Regions from separate parts of the Mus musculus genome. Here all the other regions are linked to region 4. A link is a loop called in an ENCODE intact Hi-C map of the cell type or tissue named here. Cell type or tissue: left cerebral cortex. All regions are shown on one strand. Links, peaks and the distances in the headings refer to the core of each region. The heading gives the core; the rest is flanking DNA.

Evidence for each region. Hi-C counts contacts between places; a loop is a spot of excess contacts. Peaks named below come from ENCODE experiments on the same cell type or tissue, not always from the same donor. Only the 100,000 strongest peaks of a DNase experiment are listed, where the experiment ranks them.
Region 1: a loop joins it to region 4, with 4 times the contacts of the local background. A loop is called at or near these places in 20 of 42 quality-filtered maps.
Region 2: it touches region 4 in a loop (3-fold over the local background); 2 of 42 quality-filtered maps call a loop at or near these places.
Region 3: it touches region 4 in a loop (2.6-fold over the local background); 4 of 42 quality-filtered maps call a loop at or near these places.
Region 5: it touches region 4 in a loop (8-fold over the local background); 13 of 42 quality-filtered maps call a loop at or near these places.
Region 6: a loop joins it to region 4, with 2.7 times the contacts of the local background. A loop is called at or near these places in 13 of 42 quality-filtered maps.
Region 7: a loop joins it to region 4, with 2.3 times the contacts of the local background. A loop is called at or near these places in 2 of 42 quality-filtered maps.

The regions. Positions count from the first base shown.
Region 1 is chr9:35,017,827-35,022,162 of GRCm38, forward strand. It overlaps Kirrel3 (kirre like nephrin family adhesion molecule 3), which reads left to right. Exons shown (of 17, transcript NM_001190911.1): 11 at 2,265-2,365. Among named protein-coding and RNA genes, the nearest start is that of Kirrel3os, 12 kb to the left of the region's middle. In left cerebral cortex, for the core only: a CTCF peak has its summit at 1,782 (motif pointing left); DNase peaks (open chromatin) are centred at 479 and 1,775; H3K27ac peaks cover 503 bases.
Region 2 is chr9:33,853,997-33,858,332 of GRCm38, forward strand. No RefSeq gene overlaps it. Among named protein-coding and RNA genes, the nearest start is that of Gm25439, 61 kb to the right of the region's middle. In left cerebral cortex, for the core only: a CTCF peak has its summit at 2,350 (motif pointing right); a DNase peak (open chromatin) is centred at 2,378.
Region 3 is chr9:34,409,927-34,414,262 of GRCm38, forward strand. No RefSeq gene overlaps it. Among named protein-coding and RNA genes, the nearest start is that of Kirrel3, 77 kb to the right of the region's middle. In left cerebral cortex, for the core only: no CTCF peak of the experiment used is centred there; DNase peaks (open chromatin) are centred at 2,045, 2,714 and 2,949; H3K27ac peaks cover 1,617 bases.
Region 4 is chr9:34,483,573-34,487,908 of GRCm38, forward strand. It overlaps a transcript of Kirrel3 not described here. Among named protein-coding and RNA genes, the nearest start is that of Kirrel3, 3.0 kb to the right of the region's middle. In left cerebral cortex, for the core only: CTCF peaks have their summits at 2,250 (motif pointing left) and 2,458; DNase peaks (open chromatin) are centred at 2,299, 2,475 and 2,710; H3K4me3 peaks cover 1,340 bases; H3K27ac peaks cover 1,430 bases.
Region 5 is chr9:34,052,507-34,056,842 of GRCm38, forward strand. All of the region lies in intron 2 of 7630403G23Rik (RIKEN cDNA 7630403G23 gene), which reads left to right. Among named protein-coding and RNA genes, the nearest start is that of 7630403G23Rik, 12 kb to the left of the region's middle. In left cerebral cortex, for the core only: a CTCF peak has its summit at 2,126 (motif pointing right); a DNase peak (open chromatin) is centred at 2,149.
Region 6 is chr9:34,062,465-34,066,800 of GRCm38, forward strand. No RefSeq gene overlaps it. Among named protein-coding and RNA genes, the nearest start is that of 7630403G23Rik, 22 kb to the left of the region's middle. In left cerebral cortex, for the core only: no CTCF peak of the experiment used is centred there; no DNase peak of the experiment used is centred there.
Region 7 is chr9:34,198,911-34,203,246 of GRCm38, forward strand. No RefSeq gene overlaps it. Among named protein-coding and RNA genes, the nearest start is that of 7630403G23Rik, 160 kb to the left of the region's middle. In left cerebral cortex, for the core only: no CTCF peak of the experiment used is centred there; a DNase peak (open chromatin) is centred at 1,796.

The sequences.
Region 1 (4,336 bases), core at 238-4,237, 530 kb after region 4:
GCCAGGCCACAGTGAAATCGGCAACCCTCCCCACTGCCCGCTCTGGGGAGGGCGCTGAGGAGCCAAGCTGCCATGCCTGTTGTCAGCTGTGACCCCCCCTCCCTCCAAGGCTCGGGACCCTCAGACACACACTTGCCTGGAGCTACTAACTGAGCATCCTTGTGTCTAAGGGAAAGGAAGGAGGGGCTGGCGTTTTTACTGTTGCTTTAAGACATTCAGGCATTTCTTATTGGGAACTTAAAAAGACTTTGGGGGGGGGGGGAAATCTTCCTTTGCTCCTGGGAAACACACACACACACACACACACACACACACACACACACCCCTCAGAAGGACCCACATTCCAGCCTAGGCTCTGGCATCCAGCCAACAGTTATTCTGTCCATTTTTCCCCCACACCCTGCATGGCTTCCCTGGGCTGCTGGGTAGAGAACGGCTGAAGGAATCATCAGGAGGAAGGGAACTGCCCCTTGCTTATTCTCTGCTAGTCACTGTGTGACTGGGACCTAGAAAAAAATGATGCAAAGAGAGGAACATGCCAGCCACCACAAGAGCTGGGAACTGTCTATCCTGCCTGTATTTGGAGAACGGGTGGAGGGGTGGTGAGGTGGTAGCCGGCGGCCCTGGCGTCTAGAACACACCCATCTCACAGCCCTCCTCCTGTGAGTGACAGCCAGACCTGTGGCCTTGGGAAATGAATTGGCACCACTATAATCTGAGCTGGATCAAAGCAGGTACCAGGAGGAAGGGGAAGATAGCTGCCAATTACCCATTGGTTCTCCGAGCCTGCTTTCCTTTATCCTAGTTTTTTGGTTTTCTTTCAAGAAGCCAAAAAAAAAAAAGTATATGTATTTGTTGACAGCTTTTAGAGACCCATGAACCCCCTGGGGATTCCTAGTTCCTGGGAAATGAAAGGAAAAGATTCTTTATGGTATCATCACTTACCCCAGCTGCAAAGCAAAGCATCACCCAGGTGCCACAGAATGTAGTCGCTGTGGCTCGAAGCCAACGGCTTCTTGGAGTAGAGGAACTCTGGGGAGGAAAGCCAGCTTCAGCCCACTTCTAAAGCCTTCTGTGGACAAAGCTCTTACCTTGAGGTCTCCCATATCTGTGCATCAGACAGAGCTATTCCCATTCCGAACTCAGAAGCCATCTCTCCCAATACCTGTTTTTCCCCTTGGCTGAGAACCACTCATAGAAATGCAAATCTGTTTTAATTAAGGTGGTTAATAAACAGCAATTATGTTTGCGGCAATTTTTGTTTTGTTTCCAGCATAATTTTGCCTCTTCTCAGGATCTCTCCCTCTTAGCCATCTTTCCTGAGGTCTAAATCCCAACCATCACCCCAGGGACTGGGATCACGCGAGAATGTTTTCATCCCTACCCTCATTCTTGAACCAGTCCAGCCCAAGTTATATAAAGGAGATAAAGGGCAGTTAACTGGAAGTGTCAGTGAGACAGGCTTCACTCCAGGTGCTATCCCTTGGCTTGCACACACACACACGCGCGCGCACACACACACACACACACACACACACTGATTGGGATAATACTGAGTCAGGTTTGGAGCTGTGGTTTCAACTGGCCTGGCTGGTTGTGTATGTGGAGAAAAACAAGACAGTAAGCTAGAGGATCTTCTAGGACCTGTATAGGATTAGGCTATGAGGTCAGCTAGCCAGACATCCCTTTTGCAAGGTAATTCCCACCCTTGGTGAAGGAACAGCGCCACTTTCCTTTCCTTCGTGGCCCAACAGATACCCAATTTCTTAGGCAAGTTTGCCCTCTGCTGGAAAACTGAGAAATTGCTTGAATTCCAACAAGGAAGCAAGGCTGGATGGCATTCCCATGCCATCTGCTTGGCAATCTTCTCTCATATTGGTGGTTGCCTCGACTCCCTTCCCAAGCTCACCATCTCCTTTGCAAAACACTCCTGCAGATAGAATTATTCTCTCTCCTCTGAAGCCAGTTAGTCTTTATCTGCACCACTCCTGTGGCATGAATACTCACCACCTTTCATGTTATTACTATATCCTGGGAATTCTGTCTTGGACGCATTCACTCGCGTTCCCAGGAGACGTTTATGACGGAATGCCTAATTTATCTTCAGGTCCTCTACCTCGCACTCTGCCTTGCACGCACAGGTCTTCTGTAAACGTTTGCTGAATGCTTGGATTGGTGGACACGCTTCTGAACCCATCAAAAGAGGGTGCCAGCTGGGGCTCTGCCCTTCCTGCATCCCCAACATGATGTCATCTTCCCAACAGGACCCCCCATCATCTCCAGCACACAGACCCAGCACGCCCTCCACGGAGAGAAGGGCCAGATCAAATGCTTCATCCGGAGCACACCACCGCCTGACCGAATTGTGAGTGCTCCTGGGAGGGAAGGTGGTGAGGTACCCACAGAGCACCTACACCCCGCCCCCGGCATCCAGCGACACGGGTGCCCCCCCCAAAACTGGTGCAAGCCTTGGAGCTCCCCTTCCCCTCCATTAGAATGAAATGATACCTTGCTGTGTCTTGAGATAGTATACCCTGAAGATGAGCTAAGAGGAGGCAGCCTCCTGCCTCAGAGCAGGCAAGCTTGGGGATAGTATACATGCTTCCAAGTGCTAACACTGGTGATTCAGACTGAATTAGGCACCCTGCGTGCAGAGGACAACTGAAAACAGCAGCAGGAATGGACAACTCATTTCTTTTCTTTCCTGGGCTCAAAGCCAATGTCATAAAATTGTAAACTGAGTGCAGTTTACTGCCAGCAATCCCCGGGCCTCCCAGAATTATCCTCTTCTGCCTCTTCTCCTCCTGGTGTCCAGGAGGTACTCTGTGCCTTCCATATGGAGAAGCCCCCTCTAAAATGGCCATTGTATTATCCTTTCTTCCTCTAACCTCACAGCCTCCAGGGAAGACCAGACACAGCCCACCTAACTTCCCACCCCCACCCCCCAGCCCACCTTCATTGCACCTTGGTGTTTACATTTCTTTTATTAAGAAAGACTTAAAAAATTAAATGTATTATCATTGTGTGAGTAGGATGTGAAGGTGGACTGAGTGCTGAGATCAGCAGGAGAGATCAGAGGACTTTGTGAGATCAGTTCTCTCCTTTCACAGTTATGTACATTTTAGAGATCTAACTCGGGACACCCGGCTTCTGTGGCAAACACCTAGCCCACTAATCCATCTTTCTAAGCACAATGCACCCTCACCACCCCACATCGATCTGAAACTGGTAGCTGCTCCAGTATAAAAACAAAGAAAAGGAGAGCATTGCGTAGCACTTCTGAAGGCAAGTGTTACTTTAGTAACCCCGTGCCTCAATGAGGGTGTCTTAGTTACTTTGTATCACTGTAGGGAAACCAGAAAACAGAGTTTATTTACAAAAGAAAGCATTTAATTAGGCTTGCAGCTCAGAGCGTTAGATAATGTCCATGATGGCAGAGCAAGCACACAGTGGCAGAAACAACTAAGAGTCCACATCTTGATATGCAAGCAGAAGGCCTACCCCCAGTGACACACCTCCTCCAACAAGGCCACACTTTCTAATCCTTCTCAAACAGTTCCACCAGTGTAGATCAAGTATTCAAACATATGCACCTATGGGAGCTATTCTCATTCAAACCACGACAGATGGTCTTACTAGAAGACTGCCCAGAAGCCAGCCTGCAGTATAACAGTGCTGGAAGGCTGTAGCTCAGATGGGCACTGCTCAAATAAGAGCCTATGTGTGCCAGCAATGCTGCCTGGTAAACTAAGACATTGGTAGAAGATTATTGCTGTTAAATGTTGTCCCAGGCATCTGTTTCATTTGCTGTCTGAAAGATTCACACAACATTGCAAATAATTGCACATAGTCACTTTTACCTCTGTCTCCCCATTCACTTTTTTTTTAAACTGTAACTATAACTTGTGGCCATTGTAAAAGATTCCCCCTCAAACACCCTAGAGCTTTTTTTTTTTTCCATCATCTTTTTCTTTATAGCTATTTATTTCTGGGCTAGTGGCTCTCCCTAGGTCCCCTAGAGGCATCCGGCAGTGTCTACTGACCTTTGTGGTTGTCACAGCATTGAAGGGTGCTGGCCTTAGTGAGTAAAACCAAGGATGCCACAAACAGCCCCACAGCTGGGAAGGAAGCCAAGCCCTCACTTGTGCTTTCTGGCATTGAACATGGAGCAAGATTACAGAAATGGTGGACATGATAAAGTTCACCCCTATAAACAAAGAGATGGAGATGATGGAGCACACCATTTTGAACATATTCCCATAAAAAAGAAAGTCTCCAAATCTAGGTGTGATGGCCAATACCATGATATCAACAGGGGGAGGTGAAAACGGTGGAT
Region 2 (4,336 bases), core at 182-4,181, 630 kb before region 4:
ATCCAAGCTACTCTTTCCTGATACTTTTAAAAGACTCCCAAAGAGATAACCAGGCTTCACAAATAATCAGAAGTTGGGAATCAGTAATGCATGAATTACAGTAAAAAAACTACAGCCCACTAAATTTTCTGCACAATAAGGGCATCCCTGTGGTGTCTTGGTACGTATGTAACTAAACCTGAAGACCTGGTGCTTTTCACAAATGACCTCAAGCAGCAGATACTTTTCAACAAATCTTGTAATATTTCTCTTTTTTTCCTCCCACCAGTACAAGGTGCATACCCAGCACTAATGGTAAGGTATTGATGCTTTTTGGCGATGTCTCAGTGCACCCTCTCTGACCTGCTGGTACTGCAAGCTTTAACAAATAGGAGCACAACACATTTCTGTGGGGGCTCCTAGCATTCCTGTACCCATACCTGAGTCTGTATCTGAGTCTGTGCTATGAGACTCCCTGCCATGACACAAGGCCCATATCCCCCAGCAGCATTTTTTGCCCTCTGGGGCTCCACATGCCAAGGACTCTTAGCTGCTCATCTTCACTCAGTACTATGAGAAACTACCGAGGTCAGAAGAGAACAAAGACCGAAGTGATGAAAAGTGTTCAAGGCAGCATATTCACCTCCATCCTTTGCTGTCAAAGGCTACCCTCTAACTCCTAATGTGGTTGGATAAATAAAAGCCATAGGCAGAGGTTTTGCTTTTCTGACCTTCATGGCTGAGCACCTAGCAGAAAAACTGCTATTAAATGCTGCCCTTAAATCATTGCAAATGTGGCCTTGTGCTGAAGCCTCTGCCTCCAGGTCTAATCATTTCTTGCGTCTTGTGTTTCCTCTGACCATCACTGTCTCCTCTTACTTCTTGTCCCCCTGAGAGCCATGCTTCTTAGAAGAGGAAGAAGACCTGAATTTGGGGGTGTAGCTGTTCTAAATAATGCAGCATAGATTTAAACCTGGGCCAACAGCACATTTAGCAAAACTATAAAACAGCCCCATAAACTTTCAAGGAGACTTCATGGAAGATGTTGTTATGTAAGACCTACTAAGTCTCAGGATGGCTAATAATTTTGCCCTATCTTTTTATAAAAATTTTTGTTCATAAGATCATTTCCTATTACCTCTGCTTAATTATTATTATATCTAATACAGATGCCACAACCATTCACTCTCAGATACAGAAAACAAGCTCCAAGAGGCTGTGCAATGTGTTTGAGATTTCATACCAGTGGATGAGAGTGGAGGGATGATTGCCAGGGATCCCATGCAAGTTGAAAACTTGGGACTCCTTATTTTTAAAGACAAACAATAACAAAATAAACACCAAACTAAGAATTTCAAGGTAGCAACCACAGAACATCACAATAAATGAGATGTCTTGAACATGGAACCCGGTGACACTGGCCAAGAAGATGATACTGTTAACCTGCAAGTCAAGCAAGGACTCCCATGAAACAGCTCCAACGTTAAGCTTTAAGCGTATCTTTCTTATTACTCTCTGGGTGGGTCAGAATTCCATCACAGCAACTTCCTCTCATGTTGCCATGTATTGTTTAATTGGTATATATCCTGGATTCACTATTATAACTCATGACAGTAGAACAATTAAAGACTGGAGACCACTCTTAGTTCTCTAGAGTTTTATGATCTAGTCCCTCCTCCATCCCTGTGTGCTACCAAACAACTTTGTCTACCATTCTTCTTAAAAGAAAGGGGTAAAACATCCCATAGATGAATTTCCTTGTATTTTAAAGCATCAGTGTATGTTCCATTCTTTAAATATCTTCCATCACATGAAGAGCTCTTCTCCTCTTGCCCATATTTAAGTTGTAAATAAGGGAGAGAAGAAAGGAAAAGACAGAGGAGGAGAGAGCGGGATGGATGAGAGCTATAAAGCTCTGGCTGTGCAGATGACTACGGACCCCTGCTTCTGCGCTGTCATCAGCAGACTTCACTCCAGGGCTGACGTACTCTGCAATTTTTACAGTCAAGACACATTTGTGAAACCAAACTGGTTATTACTGTGGAGGCTCCTGCCTCAAGCAACCATTGGAAAGTTTTTCTCCCTGAAATCTGAACATATTCATCACACTGTGTGTTGTGCTTCTGGACTTGCAATTAATCACAGCTCATTTCAAGCTTCATTAATTAATACTAAGGCCAGGGATCCAGTAGAGGCCCCTAATTTCATCTGCAGTATTTTTAAATTATTATTATCTTCCGGAGGAAGAGTCATCAGAATTAAATGAATTATGTTTAGATTCCAACAGTGCATTGCTGAGAATTAAAGGAAATATTAAGATCACCCCCATGAAGGAATTCTTGGGACAGCAGATGCTTCCTGTCGTGGTGAGGTGACATCTGGCCAGCAGAGGGAGCAGGATGGGAGAAGGAGTTTAGGCTAAGTAGACTTAGTAACTGAAAGATTGGGAGGAGAGGCAAATGGAGCCCACCAGGCAACTTTAATAGAGACAAAACCAACAGTAGAGAGCTGCAAGATCCCAGGTAGCCTGGTCTGGTGGTTCTGGGTGTGTGTGTTGGGGTTAGTGGTGGTGGGGAGGTCATTTAATGTCTCTAGTCCTCAATTAAAAGATTTCAATGTTAAGAATCTTGCTGTGATTTCAACAAGGAAAAGAGACCATTAATAATACAAAGTGATTCCCAAGGTACAAGGAAACTGCCAATGTACTGTTAACATAGAGACTGGTGGTGGTTGTCACTGGGCTAAGATAGTTACTCTCATGGCTGCTTTTTATGGCATTTGTTTCCTACACTGAACAAGGCAGGCCTATCTCTGTGTTTGATGAATGCTCACTATTTTTGGCAACTTCAACACTTACAACATCATTGCTCAGCCATAATTTGTATATTCACTGTTTCCTGCTAACATGTCACCTGTTGATCAACTGCTGGAAACTTTTGAATTTGAAATGAACCATAGGATGGAAACTGGGGTTGAGTTATTAATAGAGCAACATCAAAATATGGAATACTTTGTGCATCAATTGATATTTGTTATCATAAAAGCATTAAAGAGAGGATTTTCTAAAATATCATTATCAGGCCTTGGAAGAAGGTACAGACATGTTCTAGGAAAGCAAGGGCTACATAGAAAGATGTTGCCTGGAAACAAACAAACAAACAAAACAACTAAAAAATCTAATATTAAAATTAGAACATATCATAGGGTATAATGCTCTATGAATCCTACCTTTAATGGGACATCTTTTCTCGCACTACCTGCCGCACTTTGGTCATCTCCATCACTGGATACAATCACTTATGTATCTCTGAGTCTTAACACAAGATGCAATATACCAGTGGTTCTCAATGTGGGTCGTGAGCCCCATATCAAATATTAATTTGCAGCAAAATTGCAGTTATGAAGCAGCAAAATAATTTTATGGTCTGGAGACATTGTGATATGAGGAACAGCATTTTATAGAGTTAGGAAGATTAACAACTGCTGCTCTGTTCATTGTTCGGGGCCCTCACAAGATACAGTGCTGGTCTGAAATCTTCATTGAATTTTGTAAGTATTCCCATGCAATCATGGCCCATATTCTGCTACTTGTCACATAGTCATATCACACAACTCTAAATAACATGTACATGTTTTGTTATCCGGTATGTGTGGTTATTTTATACTTATGTCACACTTAGTGGATGGCGCAAGTTCTGAACTATAAGGCAAATTGTCATTGTCTTTTAAAAAAAGATTTATTTATTATTATATGTAAGTACACTTTAGTGGTCTTCAGACACACCAGAAGAGGCCATCAGATCTCATTATGGATGGTTGTGAGCCACTATGTGGTTGCTGGAATTTGAACTCAGGACCTTCAAAGAGCAGTCAGTGCTCTTAACCACTGAGCCATCTCTCCAGTCACTGCCATCGTCTTAACAACAAAGAGTGCATTATTTCAAACCAAAGTGTTATAGGTGACTCACTTGCTGTTACCTCTTGATGAAATCATGAGAAGATGAAAATATTAGAGAGGAGTGACTGCTGACAGTGTAAGCTATTCTTTTTCATAGAAAAATAATAACGAATGTATGTTAAAGTAATGCAAAATACTAAGGAATGTATGTTAATCATAAAAAGTCATAGCAGAGTAAACCCTGAAGCCAGAAATATAACTCTTATTATCACTATAAGAATTATGCACTGTGCATAATGACTTGTTGAATCTCCATTGCACTAACAGTTCAGAGGATCTGTCTACTCCAGCATTACCATGAATATATATACAGCGTACCTGGTACTGATATGATGTGAGGACTACAGAAGTGTCTGTAGGAGACACAAATGTTTTCACTTTGTTGTGACCTTATGGGGA
Region 3 (4,336 bases), core at 64-4,063, 74 kb before region 4:
ACAAACCCATAGGAAGACACACAAAATTAAAACCCAACCCAAACTCCTTTTAAAAACTATGAAAAAGAAAACGTGGTATTATGACCACCGAGCACTGTTCTGACCATTTCTGTGGGGCAGGCAGCATCTGTGCAAAGTGCTCCACACCCGTTTCTCAGGCTTTCATTTAAACAGCATGGAAGACACGAAGTGTCACGGATGGCTTGTCTAGGAAGTGACACCTGTCCCAAGATTTCATTCAGTGAATTAATACTTTCCCTAGACTGTATGGATGTCTGTCTCTGCCTGCCTCTTTAAACACACAGGCATGCACACACGCGCGCGCACACACACACACACACACACACACACACACATACACACACACACTCACACTCATAAACCATCACAGAACCCCACTGACAATTTGTAGTCCTTGGTAGTCTGATGTAGAAGCTCTCTTATGAATCATCACAGTTACCCCCCATGTCCACAAAAGCATTTCGATCTAGCGTGACTGTTGACGTGCTTGTGTCTTTTCTTAGGCTGTGAATTCCATCAAGTCAGGAATGTTTCACTCATGTTTTTCTTTTGTTCCAAGTCACTATCATGGCACCTATAGAACAGCAAGTATTTGATGAACACATATGATAATTGAAGGAAGGAAACAAAGAAAGGAGAAAGGGATGGAGAAAGAGAGAAGAGAAAAGAAAGATGGAGACCAGGGGTAGGGTGAAGAGATGCTAGAAGCAAGGGAAGAGAGAAGAAAAGCAGAGAAGAAAGCTATTATGTGTTCTAAGCCAGGTAGGTAATTTAGATAGCATATCTTCCTCATAAAACCTAAATGTTCTTTAGCCAGGCAAAAGAAGTACAGCTAGATCAGGGAGACTTAACCTTCTACTTGCTGTGTATCCAGCACCCTGGCTTCATGGCCTGTTGTTGAATGCTTTGTACACACAACTGTCTGCAACTAGTCACACTGGCCTCCTGTGCTCTGTTTTATCAAATAGCTTCAGACAGGACCCACAGAAACTCTGGAAACATTGATTTAATCAGATCTCTCATCTCAGCTTTCTGCCATGTACCCTACTAGGGACATGGTCTCTGTCCTCTCTGAGCTAGTGCCTATAAAACAGGCGACAGCAGCTCCATCTTCATGCATCCTACAACTCAACTCATTACATCCTCAGTCTATGTGCCCAAGCCAACAAAGCTCTAAATTAGGATCAAGGAAAGGGAAAGGCCAAACCCCAGAAATTGAGTTGGCTTATGACTTTGGCCTGAAAATTGGAGTGAATGAGGTTGGGGTGTGCAGAGAGTAAACAGAAAAATGTGTCCGCATCTTTTGCTGAATTGTATTTAATGACCATTTTATCTATGGCAAGAACCCTTTCTAGAAAAAAAAAAAAAGGTCTCGAGATGTATAGGAAGCTACCTAGAGTGTGAAACCTAGCAACCTCTACTCCCTCCCGATGCTAACTTGCTACCTTACTAAAAGACCCCATGGCAGGAGGGAGTGGCTCTATGACAAAACGCATCCTTCTTCTGAAACTCAAAAGAAGTGATGGATAGTGCTCAGTGTTCCCCGAGTAGGAGGGTACCAGCAGCAGGCCTTGGGAAAGCCTGTGTTCCCTCTGACATATACAGTGTAGTGGGTAGATCACTCTCTTCCTTCTCAGCTTCTCAGTGAGATAATTACCTAGGTCATTCCACTCACCAAAGGGCCCCACTGCCTTCTAGCTGGGAGACTTGCTAAACCTGAAGTGCAGGTCACAGTAGCCTAAGAGGAAACTCTGCTCCCTCTCTTTTGGTGAAAAAAGCCAGCACTCTTCCCACTCACAGCTCACTGCTCCCTTCTCCTCTCACTCTGTGACTTCTGTCACACCTGTGGCCATGAGGCCCCAGGAGAATATCTGCCTGTCACATCTTACATTGATGCCCTAAGTGTTCCCACCCACTAGGACTCCTTAGCCAGCAGGAAAGCGATTAGAACCTGTAATTTCTCATAGCGGTTAGCAGGTGACAGGCTCCCATAGCATGGCATCCATATGGCGTCACCCCTTCTGTTGAGCACAATTTTAGGGCAAGATTCATACCGCTTTTCTCTGTGCTCAAAATAGATGCCCAAAATTGGGATAGAATTTACATAAGTTGGCTGAAGAGACTGTGTTCAATTAAAAAGCTTTTGTTGCCAAGGAATTTTTTTTAGTTGATACATATGCTCCTTTATTGCAGTCCTCCAAGGAGGAGTGATTCTCTCTCTTTCTCTCTCTCTCTCTCTCTCTCTCTCTCACACACACACACACACACACACACACACACACACACACATCTACCTGCTCTGCAAGTTGAGTTAGCAGCCAGGAAGCCTCCTCCTCATATCCCACATGGAATTAACTGGAAGCTAAGGTGTCTGTCCTCTTGCCTAGCCTTGAAGTCGTGAAGTTTATCCTGAGTCTGTTCCTAGCCCAGCCCTGGAGAAGATGGACCGTCCCACTTTGCAATCAGCGTGAATTCAATGCAGTGTGTTTCTACTTGCCCAGATGCAAAAGCATGCATACAAAAACTACAAAATGTGTTGGGGGAAAATATTTGGGAAACAGAAAAATATAAAGGAAGGGAAAATTCATTGGTAATTTTACCGTTCCCAAAACTTTTAACATTTCTGAGTGCTTCTTCCCAGCCTTTGCTAAAGCTATGCATATTCACACAAATTTGGGATTGCAACATATAAACGCTTTCCATCTTGGCATTTCTGTTTAGCATTATATCATAACTCCCTGAGCATTTTTTTCTATATCAAGTACATTGCAGGAACATCATTTTTAATGACTGTACTATAAGGTATCTAACCCATACTCCACTTGAGATAGTCATTTGTTATTTTAGAATTTGTTGCTCTTTTTAGATAGATGTTGCTGCAATTAGCATTCTCCACTCTTCAACACGCCTCAGTGACTTCTTTAGGATCATTTTGCATGGGTTGTGAGTTGAGGTGCGTATTCCATAGACAAGCTGCCCTGAGATCTTCACAAGCTTTGGGAATGACTTATCTTATGATTAATGCATGCACTTTTTTATACAATGCCTGTTTAGCATCAGAAATGAAATCAGCGTTAAGGAACATAATTTGGTGGTGGAGTATTTTCCCAGGAAAAGTTAAACAACCCTGGCTCAGGCATCTGCTGTTTGTGGCTGCTTAGCATCCACCCGCCTTCTCTTCTTTGTGCGAGTCTACACCTGTTCTCTCTCCCTGGTTTAAGTAGGGGCTCATGACCTTTCAACAAAGGAGTAGCCAATCAGAGTCGTGACAAAGGCTCGGCTTTGAATTTGTGTCAGTATTTCTAAGAAAGGGAGCTCTCTTTCCTCTGAATATCTGAGCAAGTGGGATACAAACCGAGGGATGCTGAACACCACTTCTGCCCTCCATTGCAAAAAGCAACCTACCTAAGAATTGGAATCATGGTGGTGAGAAAACAGGCCTGAGAGACAAGTTTGGGTGAGTTCATTGCAACATTTACAAACTCTGATCTGTGTAGACTTGAGGCTAGCAAATATACACCACTCCCCCTTAGGTTTGCTGTTGTCTGGCCTGAAGAGTCCACTGACATCATGTCACTTCAAGGCTAAGAGTCTGAACAAAGGGCCTCAAAACCTGTGTCCCCCGCAAGCAAGTATACAAGTGTGTATAGACAAACTAAACTGTTGCATACTACATCCTGCTAGTAAATTCTGTGCTGAAATCTATAGGTCCTGACTTTGAGGCACTTAGATCCCAGAAGGGAAAGGGGAAAAAACACACAACACTGTGAGACACAACATGGGAGCTAAGAACTAATAGAATGTTGGTCCCATCTGCCTTTTTGAAAAGGAACAGGACTAGCTTCACTAGTGGGGGGACTTAATTTGAACTTAACTCCACAGTGGAGTTAGAGGTTGAAGGATAGCTTGCCAGCCACACAGCCTGAGCCAAAGGGCAGAAGCTGAGAGCATTTTGGCAGGTCAGGGTGAGTACAGAGAGTCCCATGAAATGTGTCAACAAGACTAATGGAGGAGAAGCCAACTGTAACCTGTGGAACTATAATTATGCGGTTCTTGTTGTCCTGAATCACATCTTGCAAAGCTGCATCCAGCAACCATCTCACCTCCTGAAGTAAAAGCTTCCTGAGGTTGGACACAAGCTCCGTACTTCAAGCTTTTAGCATTTTACCCTGTCTCCTTTGGTTGTTTTCAAATACTTTAATTGACCAATCTCACCTTGAGGCTAATTGCAGTGTTGGACTGAACAGGACCTAACAGTCACTGAGAAACAACTTCTTTACCTGGCATTGGCACCTTAACTTTGGAAACAGGACAG
Region 4 (4,336 bases), core at 224-4,223:
TGTGCAGAATGATGCTGAAGAGATAAAAATATCTTTCATTTCTATAGTGCCATGCATCTTAAAGTGGGTTCCACATTTCACAGACTATATATAGGCTCAATTCATTACCCAGCCCCATAAAATACAGCCAGAGCATGGCAGGCACATGCCAGATGTTTGACAATGACCTAATAACAGAGTGAGGATGAAGTTAAATTGGATTTAGAAAACAGGAGGCAAGATGTGGGCCACTAGGTAAAGCTTTGTTATCCATTCAACAGTGTGTTTGGTGTTTCTTGCCTACCAGAACGAGAGCAGAGGCACAAGCAAGCTAGAGTGATGCTCTTCCTACACTCATCGAGTAGCCAGGGTATCAGAGAAAAGATGTTTTGCAGTAAAATGTGATTCACGTTAGGATCAAGTGCAAAGTGCTGTGGCCGTCACAGACGCTAAAGGAATTCTTTTCCCATCAGCTACACTGCCATCATCACTCTCTTGTTAATAAAGGGTTTGCATTCAACATAATGATAGGATTCATGTTGAAGAAAATCTATTCTGGAATCCAGAACCCAGATTGCATGTGAGCATGGTAAGGGGGAAAATAAGGAGAAGAGGAGAGCACACAAGCAAGTCGTGGATCCAGAGTAGAATGAATTTGAAGCCGGTGAAAGTTGGAACCCATGACATCAGAGGGGCCCCAAGAGAGTTCATGGCTACAGCCGATTTCCCAGGGATGGACACCTGAAAATAAACTACCCTAACACTGATAACGTTGGTGACACCACTGTTGATCTCTCCGTGCCGAGAACTGTGGCCTGTCAAAATCAGAAGGGTTTGTTTGAGGAGGACCTCAAAGATCTGTAGGTTCAGACTAGTCATTTTATAAGTGAAGAAGACATAGCCATGTTCATTAAATATGCATAGCCATTAGCAATGTCCAGGACAGGGGCCAGTCCAGAGGCTGACCTAATCTTTGGGGAATCAGGTGGGCTTTAACAAGTACTCTTTAAAAGCTGAACACCTGGCTCCTCCGGCCATTTCCACTACAACAGAGAGACCAACCACAGCGAACAGGGGTTAAGGTCTTATAATCCAGCTACACCTATGTGAGCAAGAAATGTAGCTCAGAGAAATGAAAAAGAAATAGGCTAGAAGATTGTCCCTGCCCGGGTCAGATGGCTGCCACCCAGAGAGGGCCTCTGCAAACCATTTGGTTTCTAGAAGTGTATGTAGTTTCCAGCCCTTATTAACTTCACTAGGCATGGAGAGTCAGCTTACTCTGAGCTCCCAGTAGGGACCCCTTCAAAATGTGTTAAATCTCTGGGCAAGAAGGTTTCAACCAGAACAGGCAGAATGTGTAAAAATCAAAAGAATGTGGTTTATAATGTATGTACTGCAAAGACGTCATAAGTTGGGAATTCGGTGCTGACTGCCTGACTCGTAAAGAAGCCGTTCCTTCTCCTTAGGGGGTCCTACGTATGCACATGGGTACATTGAGACAATGTGTGGTGGGGGTGGGGAGCCAGTAGAGTACCAGCAGAGGCTCTAGGCCACAAGATGCCCTGTGTCCTGACTTTTTTAGTTCTGTAGTTCCTTGCCCTATCAGGCAAATCAACCCGATCCCATCTAAAAAAGATGATCTGCGATAGATGATGACCTTCAGGGCAATTTCTTTCTTATTAAAAAGCCAGTGTGGTGTTTCATGGTTTTTCCTGGGTGTATACCTCTCCCCCAAATAAAGGACAAACTTTGCAAGAAGAGGAAATCAAATACTCTTTCTACACGCCTTAAAATCTCCAATTGAGCATTAGCAGAAAACCTGGGCAATAGATGTTATTGGTAGTGGACAGAGAGCCACGACAGTCATTGAAAAATGGCCACTGGGACCATAATAAGCCTGAGTCTGTAGAGTCCTTTGATTTCATCGTGGCTTAGTGGGGAGCAGAGGACATGCTCACTGCCAGAGAGCAGGACTTGGAAGCTATCCGATGGGGGCTTGGTCCTTCTGCAACTTCTTGGCCAGCAAGTAGCAGAACTGGAAGGTACGTGCGATTCTCTGTGGACACCTAGCAGCACGCGGCTCTCTGAGAGATCTCCCAGCTTACCCCGCAGGAAACTAAGCGGAGGTAGGGGACCGAGGGGGGGGGGGTATTCAAAGGACAGAGCACTTGGTGCTAAGGGCCTGGGGACCAGGTCCGGGGGCCTAGTGAAGTCCCCCTCCCAGGCTATAAGCCTGGAGAAGAAAGACTGGAGAGGGTGCCACCTGCTGGTGAGGGACCCAGCCTTTCACAGTGGACTCCAAGGAGACCTGGAGTCTGTCTGTGTTGAAAGCTGAATTTAGGCTGCTTCCCAAGTTGCTGGCTTTCTGCAATCTCTTGATAGCTACCATTCCCGGTGGCTTTGTGCTCTGAGACTCCGTCCTCTGCGTATCACCCCCTAGATGGTGAGGCTGCCTGCAGGGATGGTGCTCACCCTCCTTGCCCCTCTTGGATGCGCACTACCGGTCTAAGGACTCTCCAAGCTTCTCCATCAGGTGGAGCCGTCCTCTCATCGCCTGCCTCCCTCCTCCCTCGCAGCGAACTGCGAGCAGGCCATCCTACAGAGCCGGGAGGTTAACCGAGCCCCCGGAGGAGGTGAGGCCGCCAGCCTGCGCGGGCGGAGATGGCGGGGCCTCCGTCGGGGCCGGCGCCGGCGCCAGAGCCCGGCAGCCTGTGGGTCCTGCAGGTATCGCTCGCCTTCTCTCTGCCCCACGTGGTAGCCGCGGAAGATTGCCGTTGGTTTTCCGGCACTCAGGATTTAAACGCCTCCTGGTCCTTTTAGAAGCAGTCCTCTCATTACTTAATCCAAGCCTTTTCTCTTTCTGCGGGAGACCGGAGGCTGAGGGAGGGAGTGAATGGGGTCCGGGGTTGGGGGAAACACACCCTGCTGGCTAGAAAAGGGGAGGGTCCGCAACCAGCGTAGGGGGTCACTAGGCGGATCCTGGAGACAAGATCCAAAGCAAAACGTGGTCCTCCCAACCTTGGACTCCCACTCCTCTCTTCCAAGAGTGAGCTTGCCTTGCCGGTATGGTGTGCATACACTGCTATGTGTTTCTGATGACCAGCCGTGTATTGCACACTTCACTGGCCTCACGACCCTGTTTTTTAAAATATTTCCCCCAGAGGGGCTGAATTAAACCTGGGCCGCGGGCCATTTAGAAGCTTGCAATGAAAATTAACCAACAGCTGAGAGGATAAATCTTTAGTTAAAATATCAAATGCTGCCTGGGCAGGTACATTCCTTCTACATCTTAGCAGGTTCGGTTTGGCCTTTGAAGTGGGACTCAGACCTTTCATCTCCCTTAGTCCTGAATATTTAGTGAAAAACTGCTGCTGATGTTCAACACTATATATGCCAGATCCTCACCCTTCATATATCGCATATGCTACTTGGGATTAATACCCATCTTTTGCGTGTTTCTGATTTACCTCTTGTGCTTTATTGCATTATCTCTTCTATGCCAAGCTAATGGAGCAAGGCTATGCTAATGTTGCTTCTGTGCCTTGCAAATTTGGCTGATGGGGCTGCCTCTGCTATTCAACATCTTCACACACACACACACACACACACACACACACACACACACACACATGCTTATAGATTTCCCTTTGATATGTTTAACAGCCTCTAAGAGATGTAGTTAAACAAACTGTTATGATAAGAATGGAAAAGTCAAGAAAGCATACACCTACTAATTTATAGATCTTGAATGTCACTGCCAGGTGTCAGCTCCTACCAGTACACACTTATGCATACGTCCCTGCTTCTTTGTTGTTCATAAATTCTAAGAAACATTTTTTAACATCCATGTGGAAACTCAGAGTTGGAATGTGCCTTGCAGTCAGCAAAGCCCCATATCTGTAATACTGATGGAAGGGTAAGAGATCCCTAAAAGGACTCCCTAAGGTCCAAAGACTGCAGAAAGTAATGATTGATTTTGTAATTGAATGTTGAATGACGCACATTGAGAAAGCATCTTTCATTTTCCCCATCTCTCCCTTTAGTCCCTCTTCACCCACTCTCTATAACACTGCATATTTTTATGTGTTGCTTTGTAAGATACTTAGAGTTTGTGTCTTGTATGCACTCAACTTCCACTTTGGATCACAAGCTCCTGGAGGCATGGTCAATTTTACTTTCCCCCATGGCATGCCTAAATGTGTATCAAGTAAATAGACCTAGAAAAATTCATGTTGCTATCATGGAGGACATGGAGTTTGATTTGAGTGTGGATTTCATGACAGGTAAAAGACTTGCAGGTTTTTAAGAAATTGTTGCCTATGACCTTGGCCTCTCCTTGGCAATCAAACTCACAGCA
Region 5 (4,336 bases), core at 246-4,245, 430 kb before region 4:
TAGTGCTGGCAGTTTGTTTTCCTGAAATAGAATTTCCACTGTCAATTCCATATTTCTAATATGCTTTTGAAAATCACATAGGCACACTTAGTAAGAGAATTCTTCAGCAAATTGACAGCCATTTACTTAGGTTCTATATATAAGGAATTAACTAAGAACAAAAATTAAACCTTAAGTTTTGTCACACAAGGTCTGTAACACCAGTCTTCAGCCACAGAGCTTACTTTTTTCTGCCTCCTGTCTGCCAGGTGAAACTATTATCAGTGATCCAGATAATTATAGCCCTTCTGTGAGTGCGTTTGCCTCACAATAAAGTTCCCAATTCTAATTCACACTTGGGTTCCAGGTGATTATTTCATCTCTCGGTATTTATGAGTGGACTAGTTTGTGGTTTCCACGTTGCTTAGATCTTTCCCTTTGTGAAAATGAAGCAGGTTAAATGTCTGTGCTTAAATGCATCTAAATTCACATGCAGGAAATCATTTTCATCTTCAGCTCTGCAGACTGTGGTCATTTGTCAGACAGATAGCTTAGCAGCAGTCCACTCCCACTTTCTCTCTCCTGCTGCCCTGGAATCAGTCTCACTTCATTGCTTAAAGTGAAGTTCCTGCTGTGTTAATTCCTAAAATGATATACTAATTTTTAAGTGTCCTGCATAGCTGGCTTTTGTGACAACTATCAAGTACAAATAGAAGCTGGTTGCCAGTGCCCAATGGCAGAGCACACCATAAAGAGAGAGACAGAGACAGAGAGACAGAGAGAGACAGAGGAGGTGATGTGTGACAGGTATCTTGGAGGAGTTAAGTAGGGGGAGTGTGGTGAGTGTGAATTGTATGTATGTATGAGATTCTCAAAGAATAAATAAAAACACTATACATAAAAGCATTCAGTGAGCAGTCTTTCCTGAACATCAGATATGTTTTGGCCTTTATACATCAAGGAATTGGAACTTATTATAGAATGTATCACATTAAGGAGAAGTAAGAGGGGGATTCTTAAGGCAAAGAACATGGGGAAGAGACCTAAGATGCAAACAGGAGTGAAATAAAAACATCCTACACCTCATCATCACCATGTCCTGTTAAGGTGGCTAAAGCAGTTAAAAGACATTGCCAACTAGAATACTAAAACTTTCAGACAGCAGGAGAGCTCTGCAGATTTATTCAGAGACTGAAAAAATAGGTAATCTATAAAACAACAAAGCATTTTGTAAGGTTAAGCATGAGAAAGGGCTACAAAATTGCAGAAAGGAGTTTTTCAGATCTCTCTCTCTCTCTCTCTCTCTCTCTCTCTCTCAGTCTGTCTCCCACAAACACACACACACACACACACACACACAATCACCCTCTATTTTGGTTTCCTGTCCAGCTGACATAAGAAAGGCAAGCTCATAGAGGAAGGCTTGGTTTTGGCTTACATTTCCAGATAAATAGGGATCATCATGCTGGGTGTGGTGGTGGGTGGGGCATGGTTGCAGAACCCTGAGGTCAGCCTGTCACATTGTACCAGGCAGTCCCAATGAAGAGAGAGAACAGGAAGAAGGACCAGGCTAGAAACCCTCAAGTCTTACCTTCAGTGATATATATTTTCTACCAAGGCTCTCCTTCCTAAAGATCCCATCACCTCTCTAAATAGTAGTACCACTAGTTGGGGAACAAGTGTTGAGAGCCTTGAACCTGTGGGGGAAATTTCACATTTAAACCCCAATACCCCAAAACAGAACCATAAAAACTTAAAGGAGTCCCTAGGCTAAATATATTGCCTGTGCTAAGGAAACTAAGCATTTAAATGGTTACTCCAGCAAAGGGAAAAATGTATCTCAGCGACTTTTTCTCTATTTACGTTGAAATTTCTTATCAGAAACTCTATTGCTTTCCAAATCCCTATGTTTGTCCTTCAGATCAGTTCCCTCTGGGTTCCAGGAAGAGCGAACTGGCTTGAGCAGAAGCTAAAACTGCTGCATGGATGTGTCCAAAGTTCAACCCAAATCAATTGAAAATATCCAAAGAAAAGAATGGCTTGAGGGAAAGACAGAAAGTGGGTGGAGTTGGAGAAAAGAAATAAAGAGAAAAGAAAGTCCTTTTTCTTTTTCTTACTCTGAGCCCTGAATGCAACCTTGGAGCCACCAGATGGCAATGTTGCAGACCAGCTCTCATAGCCTCTGGACATAGTGACAAGGGGAGAGAAATAATAAAAGAAGTTGTGCCCCCAGATAGCAAACTGCAGCCTCATATGGGTGGGTCAGACCTAACTTCCAAATCTTTAGTGGACAGAAGGAATTTACCGACTGGGTTTTCAGAATTTCTCTGTTCAGCCTCACCAGCCAGCTCAGCAGAGAGCGAGCAGATTATTACCAGAGAGCTAAGATTTATGGAGGACTCCAGAGCCATGGAGGAAACCCAACTTAAGACCTCCCAAGAAGCACTTGGGACTTCTGCCCTTGGTTCTTTCACCTGACTGGCTCCCAGTGCTGTCCCTCCATGCAGGTCCCCAGCCCTCCAGCAGCAACTGTCCACACAGCCATTTCTAGATGTGAATGGTGCAGAATTACCAATAACCACGCCGGCCAACCAAAGAATGCTTCCATTGATTTCCTGTGTTGTAAATTGATCCAAATAATTTCTGTGGTTTCAGGGGTTCATTAACTCGCTAATTTGAAATAATCTGAACATAAGCTGAGTTAAAGTTTTCTCCTGCCTTGTGTCTAGACTCATTTAGCTCAATTTCTTAGAGCACAATACTAAGGAAGCCAGGATTTTATGCGCTATTTGTTCTCTCTCTCTCTCTCTCTCTCTCTCCCTCTCTCTCTCTCTCTCTCTCCCTCCCTCCCTCCCTCCCTCCCTCCTTCTATATATCTATGTCTAATCATCTGTCTATGTCTCCCCCTCTCTCCCTCCCTTTCTCCATCCCTCTCTCTGTTTCAGGGTAGGCATCTAACTCGCCCTAGATGACTTCTGGAACTAAAATCAGAAAAGAAGCCTGAATGTGGGGGATGAAGGAGACAGGAATATGAGGAAGGAAGGGGAAATGGCTTGGGAAATAAGAATACACCATAATACAGTCTCTGGTCATAGTTTGATGCAAAAATAGGTAAACAAAATTTCCATTGTCCCTTGAATTGAATGAAGCTATACATATATGCAGAATTCAGAATATTTTTTAAAGAACTCTGGTAAGGCAGCACCTAAATGAAGGGTTGAGGAAGATGTCAGAATTCAAAATATCAACCAAGTGACAAGGACAATGAGTTGCATACTTTTTCTCTCCACTGTTCCATTGTGGATACACAATAGCATAAAACAAGGCAGTGACCTTGAGAAGAGAGAATTTCAGGAGAAGTGAGAGACACACACAAGTACCCCCACCCTCAGATGACATAATCTGCTCAGTAGAAAAATTCCAAGAGAGATACAGAAGTAGGAAACCAGTTTATCCATGTCAACCAACAAATAATAAGTTGGTTCTCCACATAGTGGATAGTTTGAAATAATTAACAAATTTACTGTCTAAAATAGCTTCAAGAAAAAAGAAATGCTTAGATGTAAACCCAGTGTGCTCCACTGCATTGCATCTCCATGCTAAAGAACACTAGTAACAGAAACCCATGAGGAGTTAGTGTACAGAAAACAAGCAGAGCTTATGGACTGTAAGACCTAAAAGGGCATAAGAGTTCATTCGCAAATTCATCTTCAGATAACACAATTTCAGCAGTAAAATGCAATGGAATTTAAAAGTTATTTAAAAACAGCCATTCCATGTAAGAGGAGGTTTATATATTAAAAGTACACACACTCACACACACACACACACACACACACACACACGTATATATATATATATATATATATATATATGTATATATATGTATATATATATATGTATATATATATATACATATATATACATATATATATATAGAGAGAGAGGGATAGATAGATGGATAGAGAGAGAGAGAGAGAGAGAGAGAGATAGGGATAGATAGATAGATAGATAGATGAAAGAGGTAGAGAGAGAGAGAGAGAGAGAGAGAGAGAAATTTGACAGCACCAATAGCCATTAGCAAAGTACAAATTAAGGCCACATAGGTATTGCTTCATACCTAGTAGAATGCTATGATGAAAAAGGCATTCTGTCAGTGCCAAGCTCTGGTTAGCTCACAGGGTGGCTCATATCCCCTTTTGCTGCTAGTGGTCATGTGAAGCAGTATAGCCATGTCATTTCTCACTTTGATAAAGCTAAACATGTATTTATTGTTTATATGAATCAGAAATCCTATTCCTGGAAATGTTATCTCAGAGAGAGAATTTTTTTTTCTATTCACACAAAACCAATACCT
Region 6 (4,336 bases), core at 80-4,079, 420 kb before region 4:
ATGCTAGCTTATTTATACATACTACAAGTTAATTAGAAGGAGCTGATCTCTAATCTACCAAAAAAAAAAATAACACAACAAACCTTGCTTTCTTATGTTTGGGCTCCAGGTGACATTTCGTTTGTTCAGGGGATTTTGCCTGCTCTCTCCTGTCATGAGACACTGGTAAAGATGTGTGCCATCAACATGTTCATTCTGTCTGTCAAGGACTATTAGATGTTCAGACAGGAGATGCACAGTGCCCCACTCACGGATTTTAATATACAGGAGGCTTATATGTTTTAATGAGACACATCCTCAAATGTGACCTGTTAGAACCCCATCCTAAAAAACAAGTGCTGGGTCCTCCAGCTCTTTGTGCTGACATATCCTGGATAAAGGGAATGCCACGAGCAAAGGTGTGTGTGCAGATGGCATTCCCACCCCTGCTACCTCTCAGCCCCACCCTGGAGCAAGGCCTGGAAGCCACCTACCCCAGTTAGTCAGTAGTTAGGGCCCTGGATTTGTCCTTCAAGACAAAGCAATTGGGCTTAGAATGGAAAGTTCTCAATATGAGACCCTTACTTTGCCTGCTCTGGGGGAGGTAGCTTGAGTGCTCCAGAGAAGCTGACAATGGCACAGAGACTTTCCCTCCCATCCACATGAGTAGACAGAAAATGAGGAGCAATGGGAGGGAGTTAAAAATGAGCTGTGCTTCTGTAGGGCTCCCAGGAGAGTATAAAATGGAAAATGGGCCAAACAAAATAATGTATATTTTTAACTCATAAATAGGCCAACAAAATTATACTCGGTGTTTGTAAAGTGCTCTGGTACATATCCGGCCACTAATGGCCTCCTTTGCCTGGCTGCCCCTATACTTCTTAATGCTTTTTAGTTTACTATGAGAGAAGCGTGTTAGAAGCCTTTGTGGGCTATGACTCCACACTCGCAGGAATTAGATGGACAGAAGTAACCACTCTGATTGTTTATTGCAGCCATCAAACGCTAGTCACAGGAGCATTTCAGGATGTGTTTTCTGTGCACCTCACCTTCTGCCCAGTCCCCTACTTTATCTTTGCAAATATTTCTGTTCTTTGAAGCACTGTGCTGTGTAGTTCAATAAGCCTTCTGTTTTTGTTTTTGTTTTTGTTTTTGTTTTTTTTTCACTTGGAAATCAAGTGTGGAAGTCTTCTAGCATTTAGATTCTATGGAGTTTAATTACAAATGACCTTTGATTTTAGAAATTTAAAAATCAAAATGTAGTCATTCACTCACTTGTTTTTATGATTTATTATTTTGTTTGCAAGTGGTAAAGCTAAATGGACTTCACACAATGGGTCTAGAGAGATGGCTCAGCAGCTAAGAACGCTCATTGCCCTTGCAGAGGACCCAGACTTGGTTACCAGGACCCATTGGGTGGCTTATAATCACCTGCAATTCCAGTTCTAGGGGATCTGATAATCTATCTCTTCAGATCTTCATGGGCTCATGCTCACATGTGCATACACACACACACACACACACACACACACCCCACAAACACAAAGACATACAGACACACACATAAAATAAGATAAATAAATACATTTTAACTGAATACTTTCTTTATTTACATTTCAAATGTTATCCCTGGTTTCCCCTCTGAAGACCCTCTCCCCTTACCCACTTCCCCCTCCCCCTGCTCACCAACTCACCCACTCCTGCTTCCTAGCTCTGGCATTCCCATACACTGGGGCATAGAGCCTTCACAGGACCAAGGGCCTCTCCTCCTATTGACGTCTGACTAAGCCATCAACCCTATACAAAAAAAAATATAAGCATCTGAGAAAAGCTGAAACTGGGAGAGGTGGTCTTCCCCAGGGGAGAACACACCAATGGGTTATCCAATGCCAAGGGTTCAGTCCTGAAACCATACATCCAAGTAACATTATAGAGCCTGAACAGGTTATATTTAGAAATAGACATATACACTTGCAATAATGGTCAGTGAAAAAAGAGGGCATGTGTTTGAAAGGAGAGCAGGGAGTCATATCTGGGAGCCTTCGAAGGGAGGAAGGGAAAAGAGAAATGTTTTAATTATAATTTCAAAAACATAAAACCCACAAAATAATGCTAGTAAAAATTGTTATGAATACCATTTCCATGGGGTCTTGAGTTTGGGTTCTTACTGCATTTTATACATAAAGTGGTGAACTCAGAGCTAAAGGGGCAGCCAGATGAATTTTGTAGAGGGAGGACTCTAAGGAATAGAGCAGGCAAGGGCCCTGTGGTAGGAGAGATTACAATGTAAGTAGAGAGTGAGAGGGAAAAGGAGAAAAAGACTAGAAACTTGTAGCATATAACACTAACTACCAAAAACCCCTAAAACAAAAACCAAAAAAGGAATCACACAACTTCAGAGAAAAAAAGCGAGCCTTTAAGAAGTTATGCTATGATGTTCTTACGGATGGGAGCCTGGTATGGCTGTCCTCTATTGGACTGAAGTCAGGGATCACTACGGTTGAATTAGGGGAAGGATTGAAGAAGGTGAGGGGGAGAGATACCCCATAAGAAGACCAGCAGTCTCAACTAACCCGGATCCCTGGGAGCTCCCAGAGACTGAGCCACCACCCAGGAGCATACACGAACCAGGCCAAGGCCCCTGGTAAATATAGCAGCGGTCTGCCTGGTCTGGCCTCAGTGGGAGAAAATAGAAAAGAGCCTTAAGGCCCAAGGGAAGTGGGAGGGGGTAGGCATGCTGTGCGGGAGGGAGCAGCCTCTTGGGGGCAAGTGGGAAGAGGAATGACAAGGAAACTGTGGGAGAAGGGCAAATATTGGAATGTAAATAAATATATTTTTAAAAATAAAATGAAGCACGTCATATAATAGTAAAAAAAAGAAGTTATATACAAACACTATGGAGTTGGAGCAGCACTTTAATGATAGAAAAAAGTAGAGACTTGGTTAAGTAGTTAACATGGATTACTACTTAGTCTTTGCAACTGACAAAGGCATGAAAACAAAAAATATATCATTTTATTGCATTTCTTACAATTTATGAAATCCATGGATTTTGGCTGAACAAACCATCAAAGGTATATGCTACCATTTGAGATAAACACAAGAATGAAGAGCACTTTTTATATAAACATTAACTTTAATGTATTAGAGATATAAATGTCATAAGTAAAGCCATAACATTTTTTAACTTTTTTATTTATTTTTCTCTAATATATTACATCCAGACTGCAGTTTGCCTTCCCTCCTCCCCTCTCAGTCCCTCCCTCACATCCCACTTCTAATCACTCTTACTTCTTTCCCCTTCAGAAAGGGACAGGCCTCCCAGTGATATCAACCAAACATGTAATATCAAGTTGCAATAACACCAGGCACCTCTGTCTCTCCCATTACTCCTTCTTCAACCTGGTCTCTGCTGTTCCTGGAATTAGGGGACATCCCTGGGAAGACCTGGGGTGATAGAAACTCCCAAGAATCCAAAGGAAGAATCTTGCCCAGACTCCAGTCAATGGGAGATACAGAGCCTGATCCAGCCATCTCCTGTAACCAGGCAAGGATTTGGGATACCAACTCAACTACAAAACCTTTAACCTACAATTTGTCCTGCCTAGGAGATGTGCTGGAGTAAAGTTAGCAAAGAAATTGTGGGAGTGCCCCACCAATGATTAATCAAACTTGAGAACTATGCCAGGAGAAGGAGCTGCCAGCCCCAAGCTTCCTGAAGGGCAGAAACCAGAGGCTAGACAGCCCTAGGATATAGCCAGCCAAACAAACAAACAAACAAACAAACAAATCAAAGAAATGATTCCTAATGATATTCTGCTATACTAGACCTATTGTTATCAGAAATGCTTCATCCAGCAGCTGATGGAAACAGATGCAGATACCCACAGCCAAACATTAGATGGAGCTTGGGGAATCTTGCAGAAGAGAAGGAAGGATTGTAGAAGCCAGAAGGGTCAAGGACTCCACAAAAAAAAAAAGCCCACAGAATCAACTAACCTGGGCTCATGAGGTCTCATAGAGACTGAACTCCAACCAGGGAGCCTGCCTGGGACTGAACTAGGCTCTCTGCACATGTTACAGTTGTGTAGCATGGTCTCCTTGTGGAACTCCTAAGAGTGGGAGCAGAGTCTATCTCTAACTCTGCTGCCTGATTCTGGGACCTCTTTCCTCCTACTAGGTTGCCTTGTCTAGCCTTAAGAAGAGAGGTGATACCTAGTCTTACCGCAACTTCCTATGTTATGGTTGGTTTGTATCCATGGTGTGTGTGTGGGGGGAGGGGGGGAGTGCGTCTTTTCTGGAGAGAAACAGATGTGAGCAGAGGAGGAATTAGAGGGAAAGAGAAGGTGTTGGTGGG
Region 7 (4,336 bases), core at 186-4,185, 280 kb before region 4:
CCATATCTCAGCACAATAAAGGTATTACCCAGCAAGCCCACAGCCTGCATCTTTCTAAACAGAAAAACTTAAAACGTTCTCACTAAAATCAGAAACAAGCCAAGGATGTCCACTCTCCTACCTCAATATATTATAAGAAGCTTTAGTTGGGCTAATAAAACAAATGAAAGAGATAAGGGAGATAAGAACAGGAAAGGAAGAAGTCAAAGTTTTCTTATTTGTTGATGACTTGATTTTATATATAAAAACCTCTAAAGACTTCACCAGAAATCTTTTACAGATGATAAACAAATTCAGCAAAGTAGCAAGACACAAAGTTAATACACACAAATATCAGTAGCCTTTAATTACAAGCATATGCTGAGAAGAAATCAAGGAAACGATTCCATTCACAATGACATCGAAAATCTAGCCAAGGAAGTTAAAGATTTATGTAAGGAAACTGATGAAGATAGTATAAGATCTCTCATGCTCATGGATTTGAAGGATTATTATTGTGAAAAAATGTCCATAATACACAAGGCAATTCATAGATTCAATAAAATCCACAGCAAAAATCATAGTGTAGTTCTTTGCATAAACTGGAAAAATGACGTAAGTTTTATATGGAAACACACAAGATCCAAGAGAGTGGAAACAATCTGAAACAATGAAAGGACAATAGGAAGTATTATCAGCCCAGATTTCAAGTTCTACTACAAATGATAGTAGTACAGGTATCAATATGACAATAACAGCACAGGACTGGCATAAAGGCAGGCAAGTTAATCAAGGGAATAGAACTGACGATCCACATATAAGCTCACACTCGCACAGCCATTTAATATTTGACAAAGAGCCCAATAACACATATTGAAAAAAAGAGCATCTTCAATAAACAGTACTGCTCAAACTAGATAGTTACATGTAGAAGGCTGAGAATAGACTCTTCTCTCTCACACACTACACAGAACTCAAGTCCAAATGGATTAATGACTTTGACATAAGCCTTGATACCCTGAATCTAATAAACAAGAAAGTAGGAAATATATTGGAACTTCATGGCTCAGGGAAGGACCTTCTGAAAAGCACCACCATAATACAGGAGTAAAATCAGCAATCAGACTGTAGACATTCTAGAACAGTGGTTCTCAACATTTTCAATGCTGTGACCCTTTAATACATTTCTTCATGTTGTGGTTATCACCCAACTATAAAATTATTTTTATTGCTACTTTTTAACCATAATTTCGCTACTGTTATGAATAGTAATATAAATATCAGTGTTTTTTGACAGTCTTAGGCAATCCCTGTGAAAGGGACATAAGACCCCCAAGAGGTCACAATCCACAAATTGAGTACCACTGTTCTAGAAAATGTGGACATCACTCTGATGGGGTACATGGTTACTGTAAAAGACCCAAGTGGAGACTTCAATCATACCAATGTAGAACAGTCTTCTTGCAAAGTAAAGGAGGAAGCTCCAGGTCGACCTACGAATGGTGAAGAAACAGAAAGGAGCTGGCTACTGGATGAACTCTCTGTAGACATACTCAGAACACAGTCAAGAGCATGACACTGGGCTTCCATTACAGGATGAGGCCTAAATCTGCTCCCTTCTCCACCAGCATCATTATTCAGGAGAATGGGTCTCTAGTTGAAATACAAAATTTCTTGGTGAAAAACAAAAATCCCAGGGTTCAGATGAGGACACGTGTTGCTTATTCTGTTTCTTAAGCCCAGAAGGATGAGTAAATCCTTGAAGGACATGATATTGAACTTGTTTCAAATTCAGCAGCTTTGATTCAGCAAGCCATAACAGTTACAAACAAGGATATCAGTAAGTTCTTGGATGGCATCTATGTGTCTGAAAAAGGAACACTACAGCATGCTGATGAGTAAGACCTCAGTTACCCAGCTCCAGAATCAAGATTCTGGATTGTAAGTACAATCCTGAGTGTTTAGGGAGAACAAGAAAAACTTCTATTTAAAAGAATCCCCAGATAAATAGGTGGAGCTAAAAGTAGTCACTCTGAGTGAGGTAGCCTAGACCCACAGGACGAATAGCATACTTTTCTTCCATTTATGGGTGTGAGTTGTGAATCTTGAGATATTTATATTCCTCTTGGAATATCTATTAAGGTCAGGATATCAGTAAGGGGCCATGGGGGAAATTTCAAGGGAGGGGAGATAGAACACAGTTGTATAAAGGATTTAAGGGGCATAATGGTACAGAAAGGGTTAAATTGTGAGGACCAGTGTGGGGGAGGGCAAGAAAGAGGCATGAATACAATGGGAGAAACCGAAACTGGTAATACTTTGAAAAATTCATATGGAAACCCACTACTATAGAAGCATCTTAAAATACATACATTCATATAGAGTAAAAGAATTTAAATGGAGTTATCCTGTAATGAGGCAATAATGCACTTATCAGTTATAACAGACTAACAAATACAAAACCCAGAGGCAGAAATGAGTTACATCTTCTTGAGTTGTGGACATGTGAAGTCCTACAGACCCATAAACATTATAGGCTATTGCCAATATTCTTTGCCACCCTCTGGAACTTGAGGGTAAGACAACATTGCTGAAGATAACACACTCTTGAGTCATAGGGAATATCAAGCTGGTACTCACCTGGGAGCTTCATCACTACTGGCTGGCTTTGTGGTGGTGGAAGGTACTATACACGCTACTGGAGTAGAAAAGTTACCACCATGACTACTCTGCAAGCCTCAACCATGATTACCCTGGCAAGAAATGACCACTGGTGAAATCGTAGCACAAATATCATAGGTGTTCCTATTTGCTGATTGAATTTAAGAACTATTCCTTAAGTGGAAAACGTTGCTGCCACCAGTTATGGGAGCCTACAACCTGCGGTTCTAAGAAGTCATGAGCCCTAAGGAAGGAACTACAACAAGTATTTGGTGGAATTAAACCAATTCCTAATGACTTACTGTTACACCCATAAATGTGTACATCTCTAAACCTTCTCCAGAGAAGCTTCCATTTATAGTGGATGGCAATTAAGGCAGAGAGAGACCCACACTGGTCAAAGACTTCAAGATGCTCAGCCTAAAATAAGACATTGGTATCACATCTCCATTCCCCGAGACTCAGGGAATTGTGAAAGAGGGGACTTCATAAGAGCCAAAGGCAGTGAATGACCGAAAGGAAACAGGATTTTTTTTCTGTATATTGCAATGCAGCCCCACATATGAATTCACTCCCACTAAGAAAGACCCCATGCATAAGATGTGTGCAAACTCAGGCCAGACAAAATTCCAGCGGGAAAAGAGGAAGTGAACAAGGAACCTCACTCCTAGATTAGGAGGCAATTGACAGCTGTTAGACTCTGCTTTCTTTAAAGATGCTGCCCTTAGTGCGTCAACCACCCTTCGGTGGAGGCCACACCCCTGAGAGCCTATGAGCAGCACAATTGGATGAGTTAAAAATTAATAAAAGAGGACATAGCATGGTTGGGTGGACTTGGAAGGGGGAATGAGTGGGGAATTGAGTGGGGGAGGGTGAACATGATGAAAATACATTCTCAAAGAGTTAATTAAAAAATGGGTTGTGGGGGGGGGAGGATACTTGACATTTAAAAAGCAGTGCCAATACTAAAAGAGTCTGATGAGCACTCTTAACAGTCAGAGCTGAAGGAATCAGCCAGTGTACTGACCTGGGAGGCATTGTCCCAGCGCAACGTTAAAGCATCTGCGGTTGCAGGGTGACCTTGAGAAGTCTCTCCAACTCCTGAAGATGAAGCTATTCGGATCTCTCTGCCAGCCTAATCCACCGCACAGCCCTGGCACGAGATGCAAGAAGAGCTAATCTTTCCTCTTTCCCATCTGGGGGGCCCTGCGGGAAGGGGAGTATAGCAGCAGCTGCCAGCTGAGGGCCAACAGGAAGATGAGCTGAAAAGGGCAGCGGCACCACCCAGGCAGACAAGAGCCCCTCTCCTCTGTTCCTCTCAGATCCCTTTCCATCAACCCCAAATGACAAGGCACCAGCGAAAAGTGAGTCTGTGGAGCACCGGGGCCAGGAAAACACAGCGGTGCCGAGCAAGGTGACTAACCTCATCAAGCCATCACAAATTAAATACTGTCTGTGCAGGAGAGTTCATCCCAGCTTGCTCTGGGAACAGGAAGCCCGAATTTTTCATGTTTCAGCCAGATAAGAGGCTGAAAGCCAGCCAGCCCGCGCAGGTGAGAGAGAGAGATGCGTGAACCACAGGCTCAGCGGGCTTTGTGTTAGGTTGGCAACTAATTGCCAGCAGAACACGCTGGTCACTCAGGCGGGTCACTGCCCGCCATTTCAGTGACACAAACATGGAACCTGGCAAATTTAT